2 separate regions of the Homo sapiens genome follow, and region 2 is linked to region 1. A link is a contact called in ENCODE Hi-C or POLR2A ChIA-PET data. All regions are on one chromosome and are shown on one strand. The core of a region is the stretch at or near the end of the contact, and the rest is flanking DNA. Distances in the headings are between cores, read along the strand shown. Region 1 overlaps ETV6 (ETS variant transcription factor 6). Region 2 overlaps ETV6 (ETS variant transcription factor 6).

Region 1 (4,139 bases), core at 1,628-4,127:
TTACATGTGGAATCTAAAAGTTGAACTCAAGCAGAGTAAAAGAAGGGATGCGGGTGGGGAGGTGTTGGTCAAAGGATACAAAACGTCAGTTAGATGGGAGGAATAAGCTCAGGAGATCTGTTGTATAACACGGTGATTATGGTTAATAACACTGTGTATGTTTGAAAATTATGAAGATGGTAGATTTTAAATGTTCTCACCACAAAAAACAGGTATGTGAGTTAATGGCTATGTTAATTAGCTTGATCTAGCCAGTCCACATGTATACATACATTAAAATATCATGTTTTATGTATGTATACCATAAACATATGACTTTTATCTGCCAATGAAAAATTAATTAAAATTTAAAATGTGATGGGGATGGGAGGTGAGATGGATGATGAATAGGAGGTGGGATAAGAAGGTCAGGTTACTTTTCCATGACCCAGAAAATGGCCTGGGATATTTTTCAGTCCTTAGATGTCCACTCCCCTTTCCTATGTCTGCCAGAGACTTCCAAGGTCATATATATTATCAGATGTAAATTGCCACCAGCTGAGACTTTAGATTTTTGAAACTCAAATATAAGCCCTGCTCTTCAGAGATGGACTCCATAAAAGCACTGAGTGAAGGCTGTAAAGAAACATCAAGAGCCTGGGCAACATAGCAACACTTTGTCTCTACAAGTAATTGTTAAAAATTAGCAGGGCATGGTGGTATGCCTGTCTGTCCCAGGGACCCAGAGGCTAAGGCAGGAGGATCACTTGAGCCCAGGCCATCGAGGCTGCAGTGAGCAGTGATCATGCCACTGTACTCCAACCTAGGCAATAGGTTGTCTCAAAAAAATAAAAAATAAAAAATAAAACACACACACGCACACACATCAGGCACTTGAATGCAAAGTAGACGTGCCCAGTTTGGGGACCAAGAAGGGGAGTATGAGGTATTAACGAGGACTTCATTTCGTAATGGCATTGCAGCACAAGAATGCATGGTTCTCCTGTTGGTTTTGATTGTGCTTATCAATTGGATTTATTAACCTCTTTTTTCGTAACAGTTCCATAACGTTTCCCTAATGCTTTTAGGGTCACATGAAGGTATGTCAAAGAGCCACGGGTTCTCCTCTCCTCTCTTTCATACTTAAGTTGGGATGGAGAAAGACCACCAACTCCAATGCCTGGATTCTAGAAGCTAATCAAGAGATTCCAAACAGTTGGTGGGGCTACAGAGGGCATGGACACTTCATGTGTGCTTATGAGGGACTGGGGAATGCACATGGATAATGTGACAGTGACTGTTTTTAGGAGCCCTAGGAAAGCACCGGGAAGGCTGTGAAAGATGGATGGCAGTAAAGGAGGTTGGGCACAGTGATCTTGTTCTGCACTAGACATCTAGTTCACTTGCAAAGTTGTGAACCTGTATGAGCCCATTCTCTCCTCGGGCTACATGGATAAGAATGTCTGTGGGTAGCTGTCTCCTCTTCTTCCTCTCCCCTCCCCCTCTGCCTTTAGTTAATTGCAGCTGTGGTCAAGGGACTGCAGCCAAAAGTCCCACAATGCACTCCTCCACAGGAAGTTCCCAAGATCTCTTCCTGAACAGGAAATTTCCTGTGGTCCAACAGACATTCCTCTCAGCGTTTATCACTCACATACATTTGTTTTGGCAGATACTGGGTCTTGGGTAAGAACAACAAGCAACGGTTGGAGGGAAAGCTACCTTAGAGAAAAAAATGCAGTTATTGTCAGGGGAAGAAAGTGTGACTGAATTAACTCCTATCTCCAAGGAAAACAAATACTAGCAAAATGGACTCAAGAGATCTGAAATGTGTGAGAATGTAAATACCACTCACACAGCTATGCAACACTAGGGATTTTATTTGTAACTCAAAGTGAAGGTAGGCAGGCTTTTTGGGGGCCAACTTCAAAGCATTTAGAAATACTCTTGTAAAATTTTCATTTTTATAAATGTCATGGCTACAGAGTGATTGAGATTTTACATTTTTTCTGCTGTTTCTTTATATATGTGCCCTAACGTAACTTATTTCCTCATTACAGAATCATTTCAATCTCTCCCACTTCTAGACACTAGCATTCCCCTTTCCTGAAGAGGAAAGAGCTACCCACGTGGCTCGCAAGCTAGTATTTCACATTTGTGTTGCTTCTCCATAGTGGAGTCTACACTTTCAGGGGCTCTAAGAGGTGGTATGAGAAAAATGTAAGTACTGGGGCATGACCAGCATGATTTTCCCTTGTAACTGGTCTTTCTGCCCCCGATCTTATAATCCATCCCTCAGCACATCACTTTCCTAAAATCCTTCAATGGCTGCCCACCAATTTGGAGGTCTTTACTTTTAATTTCCTTCATGGCCCAAATTAAACTTTCTCCTCTCCTAAGTCAACTGCTTCTCTTCTGTGGCGCAGTGACATGAAACACACTCCAATCACCCTACGTTCTAATTTGTTGGTTACTTATCTGTCTTCCCCAACGAATTACAAGTTCCTTGAGGTCAAGAACTATCTTATTTGTCTTTGGAATCCCAGTACAAAGGATTGTGCCTGATACATAATAGATAGTTGATAAGTTTTCCTTGGAAAGATAATCTCAAAATCTTATCCTTGTATGGTAATAAAAAACAAAGGAATTTCCTTTTGTTTCTATCATCACATTCCCAAATAAACCCATCACACAAAACTATCTTATATTATAAGCATTCTAGCAATCTAGTAACAACCTACAAGAACCACGGAACTAAAATCTTTTCCTTCAAATCACACAAACTTGGAATGTCCACTTTCTCTGGTATGAGAGATTTGTGCATACCATAAGTCCTATTTATTTTACTTGGGTTTTAGCTGCAGTGAGATGCTTGGCTGTCTGCCCCTACGGCCCAGAACCTTTCCAGTTAGGCTTACTTAACCCTCCTTTACTTTGAAGTTCAGCTCCACCCAGACTCCGGGACCAGGCCTACCCTTTATCAAGAGGAAGCTTGGGACCAGTGGTTCAGGGAACCAGTATTGAGTCACTCCTGCTGGCTTTTCTGTGCCCTTGTCTGCCACCTAAAAACAAGCCTTTGCTGTAATGGGATGCCTATCTTGGTTCCTACCCAGCTCTGTCTTCCAGTCCTTCTCAATAACAGAAGTCCTATGACCGAATCCCAGTCTCTGTGGCTGGATTTCTGCTCCTTGAGCTCTTTGTTTCTAAGGTTAATGCTGGATGCCAGCTCTCAACTGCCAACAGCCTGCCACCTTACCACATTCACCAACGACTGGCAGCCCTGGCCCTCCTCCCACTATCTGGTACTGAAACTTCCCTATGACCCTGACTCTGTGGGTACAGCCGAGGTTTTGGAACTGTGAATTTCTTAAAGAGAGTAACTTTTCATTTCTGTGTTCCCAGTGCCGGGACTATTGCTAGGTACACTGTCTGAATAAAAATAATGGTGTTTGAAAGAATGAATGGTCTCAAAATGGAGAGGCATGATTAGATCTGTTAGGGACATCATAGTAAAGGACCAACAAATTATTTCTGGGTTCTTTAGAGGAGAAAAAGAATCTTTCATTGAAGAAAGGACATCTAAATGCCTCTCGACAAGGAGATAAAGCTCTACTTTAAGAAATTACCCTAGGCCAGGCATGGTAGCTCATAGTGAGACCTTGTGTCTACAAAAATTTTAAAAATTAGCTGAGCATGGTGCGGCATGCTTGTGGTCCCACATACATGGGAAGCTCAGGTAGGAGGATTGCTTGAGCCCAGGAGGTGGAGGCTGCAGTGAGCCATGTTCATGCCACTGCACTCCAGCCTGGGTGACAGAGAGAGAACCTGTGTCAAAAATCAAAACACACACACACACAAAAAAAAAAAAAAGAAAAGGAAGAAATTATCCCTTAGTGCTATTCAATGTCTTAAAAGAAAGAGACAAGGAAAGTTTATAGAGAAGAAACCTGTCATTGCACAGCCTTGGTGTCCTTGATCGGCCCCACGCATGGACAGTGCACAGCGGAAGCTCTGGTTTCAGTGGTAGATGATGTATAAGAGTAAGAGGCGCCTTTAGGATGGCCAGTGTCTTTAATGCCCCTAAACACTTGGGAGGGCTGGCTGGTGGTTTCCACTATTTTATTTGTATCTCATTGGGTTGAGAGTCAGAAGGTCTGAGCTCC
Region 2 (4,111 bases), core at 1,112-3,611, 78 kb after region 1:
CTGAAGATACCCAGGGGAGAATAAAAGGTGAGGAAACTCAAACCAGTCGACTTTTCTCCTTGTTAGCAGTTCTGATAAAGACTTGGTGGGAGAAGAATTATTATTGGCTAAAACAAGACACTGGGATTATCTATGGCTTCAATTTTCCATGCTCTCCCAGCCCCTAATTATCAGATACAGTCAAGTCAGCCTAACTTTATAGTGACAGCCCAGTCTACAAGTGAGCAGGGGCATAATATTCAAATTCTAGAATTTCCACAGAGGTAACCTATGATACCTTCTTCCTTAAATTACAGCTCTCAAAAATGCCAGGGTGATGGACAACTTTGATCACAGGTGAAAAGGCTCAAAAAGAGATCCCACAGCATTTTAACAGCTGACTTTTCCCACCATTCAAACTTTCTATGACCTAACAGAATATGTACATCTTAATATTTTACTCTCGTAAGAAAAATAAGGAAACTAATGTTCATTAGGCATCTATTATATGCCAGGGTGCCAGACCCTCTGCTGGATGTCTTATAAATATTACCTTGCTTAATTCTAGAACAATTTAGGAAATATTTTTTCTTTTCCAACTTTTACTTTAGACATAGGGTTTACGTGTGCAGGTTTGTTACATGGGTATCTTGCATCCAGGTAGTGAGCACAGTACCCAAGAGGTAGTTTCTGACTCATTAACCCCCTCCCGCTCCTCCCTCTAGTAGTCCACAGTGTTTATTGTTCCCATGTTTATGTTCATGAGTGCTCGATGTATAGCTCCTACTTATAAGTGAGAACATGCAGCATTTGGTTTTCTGTTCCTGCATTCATTCACTTAGAATTATGGTTTCCAGCTCTTCCAACATGGTTACCCATGTTGCTATAAAGGACATGATTTCATTCCTTTTTATGGCTGCAAAGTATTCCATGGTGTATATGTACCACATTAAAACAAAATCAAATCCACTGTTGATGTGCACCTAGGTTGATTCCATGTCTTTGATACTGTGAATAGCGTGGCAGTAAACATACAAGTGTATATGTCTTTTTGGTATAATGATCTAGTTTCCTTTGGATATACACCCAGTAATGAGATTTATGGGCTGAATGGTAGCTCTGTTTTAAGTTGAGAAATCTCCAAACTGCTTTCTACAATGACTGAACTAAGTTACATTTCCCCCACCGGTGTATAAGCATTCCCTTTTCTCCATAGCCTCACCAGCATCTGTTATTTTTTGACTTTTGATAATAGCATTCTGACTGGTGTGAGACAGTATCTCGTCGTGGCTTTGATTTGCATTTCTCTGATGATTAGTGATAATAAGCATTTTTTCTTGTTTGTTGGCTGCTTGTATGTCTTCTTTTAAGAGGTGTCTGTTCATGCCCTTTGCCCATTTTTTAATGGAGTTATTGTTTTTTTGCCTCTTGATTTAAGTTCCTTATAGATTCTGGATATTAGACCTTTGTTGGATGCACAGTTTGCAAATATTTTCTCCCATTCGGTAGGTTGCTGTTTACTCTGTTGATTCTTTTGCCGTGCAGAAGCTCTTTAGTTTAATTAGTTCCCACTTGTCAATTTTTTGTTTTTGTTGCAATTGCTTTTGGGGACTTAGCCAAAAATCCTTTGCCAAGGCTAGTGTCAAGAGGGGTTTTTCCTGTGTTTTCTTCTAGGATTTTTACAGTTTGAGGTCTTAGATTTCGATTTAATCCATCTTGAGTTAATTTTTGTATATGGTGAAAGGTAAGGGTTCAGTTTCATTCTTCTGCATATGGCTAGCCAGCTATCCCAGCACCATTTATGAATAAGGAGTCCTTTACCCCATTGCTTGTTTTTGTTGGCCTTGAGCAAGAAATTTTTATCCTGATTTTACAGACAGGGAAACTGAGGCTCAGGGAATTTAAATCTGAGTTCATAAGTGTCAGAACTAAGAGCTGAACACAGAGTTGCCTTTGCCTCTCCCTAAAAACTGTGCTGTTTAACCATACAACTCAGTCTCAATGGTTTCTTACTTATATCCAGAAGTGTCTTTGACAACACTCTCAAGGCTTATTAGGGAGATGACTGTGCTGATGGCTCTTCGTGACTCTTAAAGATTAATGCTGTGCCTGAACATGCTAACACCATCCTCAGAAGCCCCTTTTCCTATCTTCAGATATCAACTCTTTCCCCTTCTATAATCACTGATACCAATAACCCACAGCTTCTCGTCCTTTGCCAAATCTGTATGAACTGCCACCAGTCCTGTTTATAGCTTCTGATTCGTGGGAGACCAGGCATTTCCTGCATGGTGGGAGCCTGAGGCCACGGTGGGAGAGGGGGCGGTAAAAGATGCCTTTCCTTCCCGGATGACTCAGAGCCAATGACTGTGCCGGAGCCCAGACAGCAGAAGCCTGTGCCCTTGGCGTCACCACAGGACCGCTTCCTATCTCAGTGAGGGAAGTGGCTGAAAGAGCCAGTGTGAGGGAAGAGGAAGGAAGGAGGCAGAGGGTCTGTTACCAGTCCTCATCCCTGCCTTCCATTCCCGCTTCTCTCTTGTCCCTTGCCCCAGACCCACCCCCGTGCTGGATTTTAATGCACAGACTTGCCTTTCTCAGATTCAAGCCTGACTCTGCCCTAGCACCCCCAAAAGACGCCACAGCCCATCAAGTTCCTCCCTGTGAGAGACATCGAGGCCTCTTGGTGTTGGCCAGAGATAAATGCATCTTTATTCAGAGCCCTGTAAAATTACAAACTGGTTTGCTTTATTACTTGTCAGCTGGTCCTTCCTTGCCATCCCTGGTGAGTGAAAGACAGGCTAGCATGACTGCATCTCAGTGCAGGAAAATGCTACAAGAGCTTGTCCTTCAGGGAAGAAAATCTCCTGATGTCTATACAGAGCACTTACTGTCTCTATCACATGACAGACCTAAAAGATCAGGATCTTTCGTGGGTCTATGTTTGTCGGTATTTTTAATATGCATGAGATTGCCCAAAGGGACTGTGAGATAACTTGGGGCAAGGACCACATTTCCTTCACCAAAGAGTATCAACATGATGCTAGATTTCCAGGCAGTGCCTCCTGACTTGAGATGCAGGCCTCCTGCGTGGAGCAAATGGATTCCAGACTCCAGTATACGGCTCCCCGTGGTGCAGGCTTCAGTTTCCCTCTCCCCAGCGGCCTCACTAACAGGGTGGCAGCTTAGCCAGTCCCTGGGCAGCTTCAACAGCTTTGATTAAATCTGGTCTGCTTCCAGTCCTGGAGATGCCAGAGAAATCACACTGATTACCCTAACAGACTGGATGAAACACTAAACACATACATTCTGCACAGCCTCAACAACTTCAGGAGAGAGAGAACCCAGACTCTGGGCAATGCCTGTCTGAATGACTCTTTCTGAATCACAGATCAGGGATCTGCCATCAGCCCTCACAGTGATTGTTCTGCAAGTCTGGCAGCCCTAAACTGATTCCTGCTTATTCTAAAATACAGTATTGAGCACTGGGCTGGCTTCGTGAGTGTGCGACCTGTGACCTGTGCAGTCATACAGAGGTCCTGTGCTTGTCTGAGAATTTTTTTGAGACACAGTCTCACTCTGTTGCCCAGGCTGCCTCCCAGGCTTAAAAGCAAGCCTCCCACCTCAGCCTCCCAAGTAGCTGGGACTACAGGCACACACCACCATGCCCAACTAATTTTTTTTTTTTTTTTTTTTTAGTAGCGATGGGGTTTCGTCATGTTGCCCAGGCTGGTCTCAAACTCCTGAGCTCAAGCGATCCGCCTGCCTCGTCCTCCCAAAGTGCTAGGATTTCAGGAGTGTGCCACCACACCTAGCCAACCTGGGTTTGTTTTAATGCTCTGCTGTGGCTATCTTGAAATTCTTCCTAATTTTTGAACAAGGAGCCCTACATCTACATTCTGCACCAAGTCCCAGTAGTTACCTAGCCAGTCCTGCCGAACACTAACTCCATTCAGTCACTTCAAGACATCTTGTAAGTCTGGGAAGCTGTGCCAAAAGAAATGGGGTGTGGTCAGGCAAGGGGTGAGGCTTTGGGCTGAGGTGTGGGGGCTGCTCAGCACAGGGGAGCCCAGGGTTCCTGGAACGGGGCAAGACACCAGCATGGACCAAGGAAACAGGAAGGGCCTCTCAATGC

Evidence for each region. Hi-C counts contacts between places; a loop is a spot of excess contacts on that map. ChIA-PET counts read pairs that join two places held with the same protein, here RNA polymerase II (POLR2A). Pooled maps may share reads with other maps.
Region 2: a loop to region 1 is called in a map of endothelial cell of umbilical vein, with 7 times the contacts of the local background. The contact joins two enhancer-like sites. A Hi-C loop is called at or near these places in 3 of 168 maps with a recorded cell type or tissue (IMR-90, endothelial cell of umbilical vein and gastrocnemius medialis), 5 of 37 single-sample maps with no recorded cell type and 4 of 50 pooled maps. POLR2A ChIA-PET finds 5 or more read pairs at or near these places in 5 of 52 experiments (CD4-positive, alpha-beta T cell, GM12878, WTC11 and 2 more).

What each region holds. Positions count from the first base shown.
Region 1 is chr12:11,796,474-11,800,612 of GRCh38, reverse strand. The region is part of intron 2 of ETV6 (ETS variant transcription factor 6); the gene reads right to left. Among named protein-coding and RNA genes, the nearest start is that of ETV6, 150 kb to the right of the region's middle. Within about 2 kb of position 2,877, at least 14 of the 41 ENCODE cell types and tissues checked have a DNase peak (open chromatin) inside an H3K27ac peak, as active enhancers do; they include IMR-90 and endothelial cell of umbilical vein, where a contact is called at or near this core.
Region 2 is chr12:11,718,166-11,722,276 of GRCh38, reverse strand. The region is part of intron 1 of ETV6 (ETS variant transcription factor 6); the gene reads right to left. LOC124902879 (a long non-coding RNA gene) reads right to left here. Exons shown (of 2, transcript XR_007063212.1): 1 at 3,899-4,111; 2 at 1-3,218. Among named protein-coding and RNA genes, the nearest start is that of ETV6, 71 kb to the right of the region's middle. RefSeq lists enhancers at 1,918-2,067, 2,158-2,217. Within about 2 kb of position 2,361, at least 16 of the 41 ENCODE cell types and tissues checked have a DNase peak (open chromatin) inside an H3K27ac peak, as active enhancers do; they include IMR-90 and endothelial cell of umbilical vein, where a contact is called at or near this core.